2 separate regions of the Homo sapiens genome follow, and region 1 is linked to region 2. A link is an interaction called in ENCODE POLR2A ChIA-PET data of the cell type or tissue named here. Cell type or tissue: B cell. All regions are shown on one strand. Links, peaks and the distances in the headings refer to the core of each region. The heading gives the core; the rest is flanking DNA.

Region 1 (6,332 bases), core at 317-2,816, 78 kb after region 2:
CCCTGGACACATGGGCCTATTTGTCAGGAAGTCCTTCTGTGTGTCTAACTGAAGTCTTCCTTGCTTCAGGTTCAACAGGAATTTGAGGGTAACAAGAACAGGAATAATAGGGAGGGAGCCCCACAAGCCCAGGCAGAAGCCAGATGAAGGTGTCCCCCACCCACCCCCACCCTGCAGGTACTCACACACGCCGCCCCTGCACAATGTCCACGTAGTCCTCGGAACGGGCATAGTAGCCATCTGCACTGAGAGCCCCCCAGAAGTTCGACCACAGCCTCCCATGCCGGGTCATCAGCGGGGCAATGACGTTCCTGAGGGAAGGGAGCACCTCAGTAGGAGGTCGCTGCCCACTGGGAGTAGGAGACAGCACTAACCAGGGATGGGGGGAGGTAGGTGCCCCTCAACCTGCACGCAGGGATCCCCAAGCACCTCACTGAGACAGGCAGTGCCTTGGCCGGGGTGTCGGGGGTTTGGCTCTTCTGGTACCTGCTCCCTCCCATGGGGCAGCCAGGAGCAGACAGGGCAGGACACCTTCTCTATCAGAACCTGGGGTATCAGGCTGGGGATCCACAGCTCTGGGTAATAGGTGAGGCCAAGGAGGAGGAGGAAGAGGAGGAGGAGAAAGAGGATGAGGAAGACGAGGAGGAGGAGGAAAAAGGAGGAAGAGGAGGAAGAGGAAGAGGAGGAGGAAGACAAGGAGGAAGACGAGGAGGAGAAAGAGGAGCAGGAGAAGGAAAAAGAGGAGGAAGAGGAGGTGGATGAGGAGGAGGAGGAGGAAGGCAAGGAGGGCTGCCACCCCAGGACCAGGCCAGTCCTGAGCAGTGCTGGGTGCAGACGGAGCAGCCTCACTTGTTCTGTTGGATCAGCAGCCGCAGGCTGTTGGGCTCGGTCAGGGCCACGTCAGCATCCACGCTGAAGTAGTAGGTGCAGCTGCGGTCCTGCCGGCACAGGTCTCTGCAAGGAGGAGGACACAGGGTCAGTGCACCTGATCCTGGAGCTACTGGTGGCTGCTCACATCTGTGACCACAGTCTGGCTTCACCACATATCAGCCAAGGGGCTTTAGAGAGGTCACACCAGCAGCCTCAAAGGTTCCTCCCGACTCTGAGTCCCAAACCCCTGGACTGCTGGGCTCTCTCACCCAAGGCCCAGAGGTTGGCAACTGGTATCAAGTGCCCTGAAAATCCTGGTACTGGGAAGAACACAGCCCACAGGTGCCTACATGGCCCAGGGTGGGGAGTAAGCTGGGGCTGCCTTTCTGAAATGCAATTTGGTAACTTGTACCAAAAGCCTTAAAAATCTGTGTTACTTTTGTTTATCTGGTACAGGACTCAGCAAACGAGGGTCTGTGAGTCAAACTCTGGCCCTGCCTGGTTTTGTACAGCTCATGGGCTAAGAACAGCTTTATGTTTTTCTTTTTTTTATTTTTATTTTATTTTATTTTTTTGAGAACGAGTCTCACTCTGTTGCCCAGGCTGGAATGCAATGGCACAATCTCAGCTCACTGCAACCTCCACCTCCCGGGTTCAAGCGATTCTCCTGCCTCTGCCTCCCAAGTAGCTGGGATTAGAGGCGTGCACCACCATGCCAGGCTAATTTTTGTATTTTTAGTAGAGACAGGGTTTTACCATGTTGGCCAGGCTGGTCTCGAACTCCTGACTTCAGGTGATCTGCCCGCCTCGGCCTCCCAAAGTGCTGGGATTACAGATGCGAGCCACTGCACCCGGCCTTTTTTCCTTTTTTAGAGATGGGGGTCTCACTGTGTCAGCCAAGCTGGAATGCACAATCATAGCTCACTGCAGCCTCAACTTCCCCAGCTCAAGCAATCCTTGGCCTCCCAAAGTGCTGGGATTACAGCCACTGCACTTGGCTGATTTTATGTTTTTAAGTTGTTTCAAGAAAAAAACAAATCGGCAGGGCGTGGTGGCTCACGCCTGTAATCCCAGCACTTTGGGAGGCTGAGGTGGATGGATCACGAGGTCAGGAGATCGAGACCATCCTGGCTAACACGGTGAAACCCCGTCTCTACTAAAAATACAAAAAATTAGCCGGGCATGGTGGTGGGCACCTGTAGTCACAGCTACTCGGGAGGCTAAGACAGGAGAATGGCGTGAACGTGGGAGGCAGAGCTTGCAGTGAGCCAATATTGCACCATTGCACTCCAGCCTGGGTGACAGAGCGAGACTCCATCTCAAAAAAAAAAAAAAAAAAAAGAAAACAAAAATCAAAAGAAGATGTAAAAATTATGTGAAGGTCATCACCAGGTGCAGTGGCTCATGCCTGTAATCCCAGCACTCTGGGAGGCTGAGACGGGAGGATAACTTCAAGCCAGGAGTTTGAGACCAGCCTGGGCAACATAGCAAGATCCTGTCTCTACAAAAAATAAAAATAAATAAATTAACCAGGCGCAGTGGCTCACACCTGTAATCCCAGCACTTAGGGAGGCCAAGGCGGGCGGATCACTTGAGTTCGGGAGCTTGAGACAGGCCTGGAAAACATGGTGAAACCTCGTCTCTACTAAAAATACAAAAATTAGCCAGGTGTGGTGGCAAGCACCTGTAATCCCATCTACTTGAGAGGCTGAGGCAAGAGAATGGCTTGAACCTGGGACGGGGAGGTTGCAGTGAGCCGAGATCGCGCCACTGCGCTCCAGCCTGAGTGACGGAGTGAGACTCAGTCTCTAAATAAATAAATAAATAAATATTTAAAAATTAACTGGATGTGATGGCACATGCCTGTAGTCCCAGCTTCTTGGGGGGCTGAGGCAGGAGGATCACTTGAACCCAGGGGTTTGAGGCTACAGTAAGCTATGATCCTGCCACTGCACTCCAGCCTGGATGACAAGAGTGACACCAAGTCTCAAAAAGAAAAAAAAATAAATGACATGAAAGTCAAATTTCAGTGTCCATAAATGAAATTTTGCTGGAATGCAGCCTCTGTGCTACTAGGGCAGAGCTGAGGGTTGTCACAGAGCCGGCAGAGCCAATTTGCAAAGATTTATGATCTAATCCTTAGCAGGAAGTTTGCCAACCTTTGATCTGGACTGTCTGACTCTTCTACAAGCAACACAAATTACTTCTTTCTTTGTTTTTGTTTTGCTTTATGAGACAAGGTCTCGCTCTGTTTCCCAGGCTGGAACACAGTGGTGCAATCATAGCTCATGCAACCTCGACTTCCCGGGCTCAAGAGGTCCTCCTGCCTCAGCTTCTTCAGTAGCTGGGACCCCAGGTTCAAGCCACCACACTTGGCTATTTTTTTTTAATTTTTGAAGAGATAGGGTCTCGCTATGTTGCCCAGGCTGCTCTTGAACTCCTGGCCTCAAGCAATCCTTCAACTTTGGCCTCTCAAAGTGCAGGGATTACAGGCATGAGCCACTGCTCTCGGCCTTTTTTTTTTATATATAATAAAGTAAAACATTCAAGGTTGGCTCCCTAATAGTCAGCCTTTGTCTACTTTTGCCCCCAGTCCTTCCTCTTTCTCTGATTTGCTTCCTGAACCCAAATAACATGGCTCAGCCCTGCCCAGGAGCCCCGGGGGTTGGCAGGACAGAGGCTATTTCCCCTTTTGACAGATGGAAACTCCAAGGCCCAGAAAGGGGCAGGAACTTGCTAGAGCACACACAGCCTTCTGAACTCCTGTCACTCAGCCTGCTGCTCCTTACCACAGCCACAGCTCCCCTGCCCCCACTGTCAGTGGAGAGTACTGTGGCCCACAACTCACGCGCCCATGTTCCTGGCATCTGCATTCGCCATCCGCACCTCAGGGCCCACCAGCTTCACAGACTGGTACTCGCTGCCATGCTGTGCCAGGAACTCTTCCACCTGAGCCTTGTGGTGCTGCTCCTGGGGTTGGGGATGGGGAAGGGGATGCGGGGGTGAGGAGGAGGACACAGCTTCCACCCAGGGACTGTAGCACCTCCTGTCACTGCCAGGCTGTGCCCCTTCATCTCTGGCACCCCGGCCATCTGCTTTCCTGTCTCCAGACCTTTGCCCATGCCAGCCCTGTGCCAGGAACACCCTTCCCTGGCCATCCTTTGCCCATTCTCCTCTGACCAGGTCAGGCCTCCTAAGAGCCTCTGTCATCAGGATAGAGCTCCGCCACCACGCTCAGGATCCCACATCCAGAGACATTGTTGATTCCTGGGTGTGGCCCAGAGATCCACTTTGTTACAAAATGTGCCAGGTGATCCTCAACTTCGCTTTGAAAAACAACAGTCCAGGCCAGGCACAGTGGCTCACGCCTGTATTCGCAGCACTTTGGGAGGCCGAGGCGGGTAGATCACCAGGTCAGGAGTTCAAGACTAGCCTGGCCAAGATGGTGAAACCACGTCTCTACTAAAAATACAAAAATTAGCCGGGCATGGTGGCAGGCACTTGTAATTCCAGGTACTCGGGAGGAGGCTGAGGCAGAGAACTGCTTGAACCCGGGAGGCGGAGGTTGCAGAGGCAGAGAACTGCTTGAACTTGGGAGGCGGAGGTTGCAGTGAGCCAAGATCGCACCATTGCACTCTAGCCTGGGAGACACAGCAAGACTCCATCTCAAAAAAAAAAAAAAAAGGAAAAACAACCATCCAGCTGGGTGCGGTGGCTCATGGCTGTAATCGCAGCACTTTGGCAGGCGGAGGCAGGCAGATCACGAGGTCAGGAGATCGAGACCATCCTGGCCAACATAGTGAAACCCTATCTCTACTAAAATACAAAAAATTAGCCAGGCACGGTGGCAGGCGCCTGTAATCCCAGCTACTCGGGAGGCTGAGGCAGGAGAATGGCTTGAACCTGGGAGGCAGAGGTTGCACTGAGCTGAGATCACGCCATTGCACTCCAGCCTGGGCAACAGAGCAAGACTCCGTCTCAAAAAAAAAAAAAAAAATACAAAAAATTAGCCAGTTGTGATGGCGCATGCCTGTAGTCTCAGTTACTTGGGAGGCTGAGGCAGGAGAATCGCTTGAACCCAAGAGGCAGAGGTTGCAGTGAGCCGAGATCGTGCCACTGCACTCCAGCCTGGGTGACACAGCGAGACTCTGTCTCAAAAAAAAAAAAAAAGAAAAGAAAACCAATTTGACTGCCACCAGGTACAATTAGGAAGGTAGGAAGGATTAACAGTGACAGGGATGGAAGTGAAGATGACAACAGTTAGAAGCAACTAGATGCGTCCTGTGCACCAGGCACCTTTTACGAACTTCGCATGTCAGCTTGCTTAGCCCTTGCAGCAATTCTGTGTGATTGCACAATTATTATCCCTATTTTATTTTATTTATTTATTTATTTATTTTTATTTTTTTTGAGACGGAGTTTTGCTCTTGTTGTCCAGGCTGGAGTGCAATGGCGCAATCTCGGCTCACTGCAACCTCTGCCTCCCAGGTTCAAGCGATTCTCCTGCCTCAGCCTCCTGAGTAGCTGGGATTACAGGCATCTGCCACCACACCCAGCTTAATTTTGTATTTTTAGTAGAGGCAGGGTTTCACCATGTTGGTCAGGCTAGTCTCGAACTCCCGACCTCAGATAATCTGCCCACCTGGGCCTCCCAAAGTGCTGGGATTACAGGCATGAGCCACCGCGCCCGACTTTTATGCCTATTTTATAGATGAGAAACTAAAGCACAGAGAGGTTGAGTAATGTGCCCAAGGTCACACAGCCAATAAAATAGCGGCGCTGGGATTCAAACTCACCCAGTCTGACTCCAAAGTTAACTCAGTGATTTGGGGACACAGTCCACTGGTGATTGTCATTTGGCCCAGATAAGCTAGATTCGGTGAGACCCTCAGAGGTCTCGGGCTACCTTGTGAAGCTGGGCCCTGGATCTAAGCCACATGACGACCCCACAGAGCGCCTGTTACTCACGTGGTTGTGGATGAAAAGTCGCATGTGTTTCTGGGGGTAGTGGAGCCGCAGGAGCCGCTGGAAGAACAGGGACACAAACGGCGTGGGCTGTTCGATGAACACGCCGACCAGGACCGTGGGCAGAGCTTCATCCTGCACCAGGGAGGGCGGCACAAGAGTCCAGCAGTGTCCAGTCACAGCACTGCCACTCCACCCCAGGGTGGCCCAAGGGAGTCAGAGCCAGAATCAGAAGCATGTAGACTTCCCAAGAAAGGTGCCCGGGCCGGGGAACTCCAGTCAGGGGGTACGGGGGGGCAGGGAAGCAGCAGGAGGGTGCCCCGGGGAGAGAGCAGCAGGAGCCCAGGCCTGGAACAAGGACTCGGTTGAGGGCCTGCTGTCAGGAGATCGTGGCTGGCGTGGTGTTCGAGGTGAGTCATAAATGAGGATGAGGTTCATGGGATGGGGAGGGGGCTGCAGGAGAGCCTGAAGGACCAGGCAGAAGAAACCAGAACCTG
Region 2 (7,352 bases), core at 1,867-4,366:
GATGCTCTCATTTTGAGATCATTACCCTACCTTTTTTTTTTTTTTTTTTTTCCGATTTCTCAATCTTTTCCCCACCTTTCCCCCCTTTCCATTCCACAAAACCGCCATTGTCATCATGGCCCGTTCTCAATGAGCTGTTGGGTACACCTCCCAGACGGGGTGGTGGCCTGGCAGAGGGGCTCCTCACTTCCCAGTAGGGGCGGCCGGGCAGAGGCGCCCCTCACCTCCCGGACGGGGCGGCTGGCCGGGCGGGGGGCTGACCCCCCACCTCCCTCCCGGACGGGGCGGCTGGCCTGGCTGGGGGCTGACCCCCCCACCTCTCTCCCGGACGGGGTGGCTGCCGGGCGGAGAGGCTCCTCACTTCCCAGACGGGGTGGCTGCCGGGCGGAGGGGCTCCTCACTTCTCAGACGGGGCGGCTGCCGGGTGGAGGGTCTCCTCACTTCTCAGACGGAGCGGCCGGGCAGAGATGCTCCTCACCTCCCAGACGGGGTCGCAGCCGGGCAGAGGCGCTCCTCACATCCCAGCCGGGGCGGCAGGGCAGAGGCGCTCCCCACATCTCAGACGATGGGCGGCCGGGCAGAGACGCTCCTCACTTCCTAGATGGGATGGCGGCCGGGCAGAGACGCTCCTCACTTTCCAGACTGGGCAGCCAGGCAGAGGGGCTCCTCACATCCCAGACGATGGGCGGCCAGGCAGAGACGCTCCTCACTTCCCAGACGGGGTGGCGGCCGGGCAGAGGCTGCAATCTCGGCACTTTGGGAGGCCAAGGCAGGCGGCTGGGAGGTGGAGGTTTTAGCGAGCCGAGATCACGCCACTGCACTCCAGCCTGGGCACCATTGAGCACTGAGTGAACGAGACTCCGTCTGCAATCCCGGCACCTCGGGAGGCCGAGGCTGGCGGATCACTCGCGATTAGGAGCTGGAGACGGGCCCGGCCAACACAGCGAAACCCCGTCTCCACCAAAAAAATACGAAAACCAGTCAGGCGTGGCGGCGCGCGCCTGCAATCGCAGGCACTCGGCAGGCTGAGGCAGGAGAATCAGGCAGGGAGGTTGCAGTGAGCCGAGATGGCAGCAGTACAGTCCAGCTTCGGCTCGGCATCAGAGGGAGACCGTGGGGAGAGGGAGAGGGAGAGGGAGAGGGAGAGGGAGAGGGAGAGGGACTCGCGTCTTAAGAGCCCCATTACCCTACCTTAATTACATCTGCAGAAAGGCTGGGCATGGTGGCTCACGCCTGTAATCCCAGCACTTTGGGAGGCCAAGGCGGGTGGATCACTTAAGGTCAGGAGTTCAAGACTATCCTAGCCAACATGGTGAAACCCTGTCTCTACTGAAAATACAAAAAATTAGCCAGGTATGGTGGTGTGCGTCTGTAGTCCCAGTTGCTCGGGAGGCTGAGGCAGGAGAATCACTTGAACCCGGGAGGCGCAGGTTGCAGTGAGCCGAGAGCGTGCCACTGCGCTCCAGCTTGGGCAACCAAAAACAAACAAACAAAAAACAGAAAGAAAAAAAGAAAAGAAATTTATGTTGCTTAAGCCCTGCAGTCTGTGGTGTTCTGTTATACAGCCCTAGCGGGTGATAGGGTGAGACTATCTCAAAAAAAAAAAAAAAAAAAGAAAAAAATTATATCTGCATAGACCCTTATTCCAAATAAGGTCATATACTCTGAAGTTCTAGGTGGACATATCTTTGGGGGGCCACCTCTGAACCCACATCAGGGACCCAGAGAAGATGCCGGCTCTCCCAAATGTCAGTGTCCTCAGAGTCCTTTGGCAGCTGAGGCCCACAGGGAGGATCAGCACCTGGGAGACCCTTGTCCTTCAGAAGGGCCCAGCCCAGCAAGGCAAGAAGTCCCAAGGAACCCACCCATCCCGGTCAGGAGAACCACAGGAGGGTTTTACGGGGATGGGGAGTCCACGTGGCCAGGCAGGGAGACTGAGGAAAGGTTTGGGCAATCCGGCCTGAAGGCGGGACTTGAGCAGGTCTTACCCTGCAGGAGGAGTGGAATGGAGGTGTGGGTAACTGCCCCCATCCTGCTCTGTTCCCACACCGTGTCCTACAGAGTCCCTAGAGTTCCCAACCAAAGATTCCTGGAAGGGCCTGAGTGGTTTTCAGGCCTCTGACCCTCCCAGGCTTGGAGGCCCGCAGGGCCCTACTCCAGCACAGACACTGGGCCAGCGCCCTGTGTCCATCATTTCATGGAAGAATCACCTGAAACTTCCCCTGCTCCCACTCGGCTCATTCCTTACTGTGTATCTGGCCAGGTGGGGTGGACCCCTCTAGAGACAGGATCCTCATCTGCCAATATGCACACAGGCCCTGGTTTCAAATAATAATGTTGCACATTTATTAGGCCCAGTACTGCACTACGCATTTCATCTCCTGATCATCTAATTTCATCCTCTAAAAACCCCAACGCAGTAGGTAACATTCTTGGTTTTCTGGGTTTTTTTTTTTTGTTGTTGTTGTTTTGTTTTGTTTTGTTTTGTTTTTTGAGACAGGGTCTTGCTCTGTCACCCAGGCTGGAGTGCAGTAGCTCGACCGTGGCTCGCTGCAGCTTCCAACTCCTGGGCTCAAGTGATCCTCCTGCCTCAGCCTCCCAAGTGGCTGGAAACACAGGTTCGTGCCACCACACCTGGCTAATTTTTTAAATTCTTTTGTAGAGACAGGGGTCTCCCTATGTTGCCCAAGCCGGTCTCGAGCTCCTGGGCTCAAGCAATCCACCCACCTTGGCCTCCCAAAGTGTTGGCATTATAGGTGTGAGCCACGGTGCCTGGCCCAGTAGGTAGCATTCTAATCCCCATTCTACAGATGAGGAAACTGAGGCTCAGAGAAGCCCACTGACTTGTGCAGGAGCAGCAGCCAACACTGACCCCCAGGCTGAGGCTCCAGGTCCAGTGTTCTGCAACACACAGCTGGCACCTGGGGCTGCTTCCTCTCCTGGGTGAGCCTAAGTAGCAAATGTAAGAAGTTATGTTTGCTCATTTCTGCTTGAGTGGATTCACAAGCCGCTGGCTCTGTGACAATGGGCAGCTCTCTGGAGGGATGCTTTGAAGACAAAACAGAATAGAGCCCCATGTCTCTTGCGTGAGTCACTATATTCCTTGAAAGATAAATGGCCCCAGACTTGCTTTTTCCTACACATAAGATACCATCTGGTGGGGTTAGTGATTCTGCCTCCACAATCGATTCAGCAGATGTGCTTTAGTCATCTATAGCCAGATGTACTCTATACCCAAACCTCGATGTGATTTTGTACATATTACAGCTTCACCACCTGTACATAAACTGTGAACTGAAACTGCCAGAGCAGCTGATAGAACCCCTCCACAGGGCTGCTCTCAGGCAATAGGCTCGGTCTATAGTCCTGGTAAAACTTCTGAATAAAAAGAACTCTAAAGTTTTTGTTTTTTGTTTTTGAGACGGAGTTTCACTCTTGTTGCCCAGGCTGGAATGCAATGGTGTGATCTCAGCTCACTGCAACCTCTGCCTCCCGGGTTCAAGCGATTCTCCTCCCGCAGCCTCCCGAGTAGCTGACATTACAGGCATGTGCCACCACGCCCGGCTAATTTTGTATTTTTAGTAGAGACTGGGTTTCTCAATGTTGGTCAGACTGGTCTCGAACTCCTGACCTCAAGTGATCTGCCCACCTTGGCCTCCCAAAGTGCTGGGATTACAGGCTTGAGCCACCACGCCCGGCATTTTTATTTATTTATTTATTTTTAGACATGGTCTCACTCTGTTGCTCAGGCTGGAGTGCAGTGTTGTGATCACCACGCACTGCAGTCTCAGACTTCCCCGGGCTCAGGTGATCCTCCCACCTCAGCCTACCAAGTAGCTGGGAACCACAGATGTATGTCACCATGCCTGGCTAATTTTTTGTATTTTCAGTAGAGATGGGGTTTCATCTCTACATGTTGCCCAGGCTGCTCTTAAACTCCTGGGCTCGGGCAATCCACTGGCTTCAGCCTCCCAAATTACTGGGATTACAAGTGTGAGCTACCACACCCAGCCCGAACTCTAATTCTTCAGCTTTTTATTTTCTTTAGTTGACACCTGGCAAACTTCCACCATGGGAGTCAGGGGGTGTTTGTCAGAATTTGCTGGGAATGGGATGGGGGGCAGCTAGTTCTCCCTCGAGGCTGGGGTGTTCTGTAACCCTCAATCCTGGTGGACAGGAAGGGTTCCCCCACCAAATCTGAGGCCTGGGGAATTCTCAAAGCCCTCCCTCTCCCCTTCTCCACTGGCTGAGATGTCATGAGTCCTGGCTGGCCAAGAAAGGCTTCCTTGCCTCGGGAGCTGGAGGCCCAGGACACCTGGGTGCCTCTGGTATCCCATCAACAATGGTGGGGGATAGAGGAGGCAGGGCTGGGGGAAGCAGAGGGGTTTCTGCTGAGTTTCAGAGGCTGTGTTGCCAACTCTTAGCCACAGATAAAGAGGGCCAAAGAGAGTGTGGTCAGAGCTCAGCATGGTGATGGCATGACAGGGGATGTCCCCAAAGGCCACCCAAACCATCATCAGGCACTCTTATGCCACCCCAACTGATCACATCACGATCCTGTGGGCCCAGCTTCCTCTCAAAACTTCCTGCAAGGCTTCAGCCATCCACCCTCACAGCCTCAGCACTGGCCCCAGGGAGGGTCCTGCCCACCCACATCCCTCCTCCCTCCCTGTCCTCAGAGCCTCCATGCTAATGAAACTGGCAAGAAGGCTGCTGCCGGCATCTGCTCCCAGCAACAGCCCTTCCAGGAGCTGGGGGTGAAGGCCACTGGATCAAAGGACTCCATGCCCTGCTTCCATTCTCTCTTATCGTCCTGGGGAAGGCATGAGCTGGAGCAAACTCAGGGGGCAGGTTCCATTCCAGGCAACAGGATGGCATCAATCTTATGATGGAAGAGCTGATGACAGTCTTATCATTTCTCATAGCTCCCCTCCCCGTCAGACCACGTGCCCGGGTCTCTGCAGGTCGGATCTGGTTCACCTCTTCTTGGAGTTATCGCCCGTGTACAGATGACAAAACTGAGCTACATACAGAAAGGCTAAGTGACACGGCCGCCGTCACGCAGTCAGTGGGTGGCAATACCGAGGGCGGGTGTTCGGAGCTACACTCTATGTCCTCCCACAGATTGGGCTGAAAAGTTCAGCAAACCTACAGCCAAGTCTACATTGAGCCAGTGTGCATTCTCAGAACATCTGAATGCCACTTTCCAAAGGCAGAGGGGGGAAATCCAGCTGTGTGTGTGTTTCTGGGCCATGCACGCTTCACCTCATGATGAAGTGGGAGTGGAAGGGTCACCCAACCCCTCCAGGGAGAATTCCCCTTTGCAGCCTCCCTCTCAGAGGGTGGCAATCAGTAGCCAACAGGTCCTTGTCTTGCCTGGGAGGTTAAAAGTGGCCTGAGGGAGGGAAGGTGGGGTTATTTCCATACACTTCCATCTGCACGCCAAGGGACTGGGCCCTGCAGCTGCCAATGGATGGCGGACGTAGAGTTTCCCAGATGAAGATGTTTCAGCTGTCCCCAGCCGCTCCCTACCATCCACCCTAGGGTCCTAGACTCCCCTGGGAGACTGGTGCTGAGCCGAGACCCCACAATCTGCCTGAGGCCTAGGGCAACAGATGTGCAGAAACCAGCGCAAGCTAGAACAGCAGCAGCTCAGCCCCAGTGCTAGAATCCCAGGAAACAGGAACCTCGGGTCTCAGGGCTGCCAGGTCTACCTTCCCAAGACCTGGGAGCTCATTTACTCCCTCGTTCATTCAACATTTATTTATTGAACGTCTATCATATGCCGCATGCTGTACTAGGCCCTGGGGATAGCGCCAAGGACAGGACAGGCTTGGTTCCTGCTCTCAAGGAGCTTACAGTCAAGTGTCACAAAGTCTACAATGGGGATGCTGCAGAACCCAACTCCAGGAGCCTTGGCCAGTTCGGTCGGCTCAGGGAAGGGCTCTGAGGAATTGAAATAGAAGCTGAGGACTGAGTAGGAGTTCATTGGGTGGAAGAGAGCTTTGGGCAGAGGCAATGGAGTAGATAAAGACCCAGAGGCCAGGGGGAGCCTGCCGGTTTAAGACCCAGAAAAAAGCTTCAGCAGAGCTGGAGCCTCGCCTGGGAGGGGTGTGGGAGGTGTGAGACGTGGGTCAGGGAAGCGTGGTCGGGCTGCTCTGGTTTTCTTCCCAGCACTTCCCACCACCTGACACATTTTCTGTTTACTGGCTTATTTCAGACTGCAGCCCCCCCACCCAGCAGCAGGGAAGCTCCAGGGGGCAGGCTCCTGTGGCTGTGGGTGCTAGTGTTGTCTGCTTCACTGCCGCATCTGCAGAGCCTAGAACAGTGCCTAGCACACAGGAGGAGTCGAACACGTGGCTGGTGAATGAATGAGTGAGTGGGGGAATGGTGGAGGCATTACAGACCATATCAAGGAGTTGGGTTCCAGTTGGAGAGCATTCATCAGCTCTACACATTTTTTTTTTCTTTTTTTTTTTTCTGAGACAGAGTCTCACTCTGTCGCCCAGGCTGGAGTGCAGTGGTGCGATCTCGGCTCCCTGCAAGCTCCACCCCCCAGGTTCAAGCGATTCTCCTGCCTCAGCCTCCCGAATGGCTGGGACTACAGGCACACGCCACCACACCCAGCTAATTTTTGTATTTTTAGTAGAGACGAGGTTTCACCATGTTGGCCAGGATGGTCTCGATCTCATGACCTCGTGATCCGCCCACCTCAGCCTCCCAAAGTGCTGGAATTACAGGTGGGAGCCAGCGCACCCGGCCAGCTCCACACCTTTCTATTGAGGAATCCATCTCCCTGCCTTGTTAGGTGTGGTGGTGCTCGCCAGTTGTCTCACCTATTCAGGAGGCTGAGGCGGGAGGATCACTTGTGCCCAGTTCGGGGCTTTGGTGCCCTATGCTGATGGGGTGTCTGCACTAACTTGAGCATCAATATGGTGACCTCCTTGAAACCAGGTTGCCTAAGGAGGGTTAAACCAGCTCAGGTTGGAAATAGAGCAGGTCAAAACTCCAGTGCTGATCAGCAGTGGGGTAAATAGCCACTGTGCTCCAGCCTGGGCAAGGGCAAGAACCTGCCTCTAAAAAAGCTCTTATTTTAATTATTTTTATTTTTTGAGGCGGAGTCTCACTCTGTCACCCAGGCTGGAGTGCAATAGCGCGATCTTAGCTTGCTGCAACCTCCGCCTCCCAAGTTCAAGTGATTCTCATAGCTCAACCTCCTGAGTAGCTGGGATTATAGGTGCTTGCCAATATGCCCAGCTAATTTTTGTATTTTTCATAGAGACAGGGTTTCACCATGTTGGCCAGGCTGGTCTCAAACTCCTGACCTCAAGTGATCCACCCGCCTCAGCCTC

What was found. ChIA-PET counts read pairs that join two places held together with the same protein. Peaks named below come from ENCODE experiments on the same cell type or tissue, not always from the same donor. Only the 100,000 strongest peaks of a DNase experiment are listed, where the experiment ranks them.
Region 1: POLR2A ChIA-PET joins it to region 2 with 6 read pairs; 3 of 35 experiments call an interaction of 5 or more read pairs at or near these places.

What each region holds. Positions count from the first base shown.
Region 1 is chr1:11,958,154-11,964,485 of GRCh38, reverse strand. PLOD1 (procollagen-lysine,2-oxoglutarate 5-dioxygenase 1) reads right to left here. Exons shown (of 19, transcript NM_000302.4): 9 at 5,839-5,970; 10 at 3,719-3,840; 11 at 850-954; 12 at 186-311. Among named protein-coding and RNA genes, the nearest start is that of MFN2, 19 kb to the left of the region's middle. RefSeq lists a silencer at 1,046-1,247. In B cell, for the core only: no CTCF peak of the experiment used is centred there; no DNase peak of the experiment used is centred there.
Region 2 is chr1:12,036,466-12,043,817 of GRCh38, reverse strand. It overlaps the pseudogene RN7SL649P. Among named protein-coding and RNA genes, the nearest start is that of MIR6729, 11 kb to the right of the region's middle. RefSeq lists enhancers at 3,030-3,099, 4,165-4,664 and a cis regulatory region at 4,447-5,569. In B cell, for the core only: no CTCF peak of the experiment used is centred there; DNase peaks (open chromatin) are centred at 2,997, 3,247 and 3,797; H3K4me3 peaks cover 1,261 bases; H3K27ac peaks cover 2,500 bases.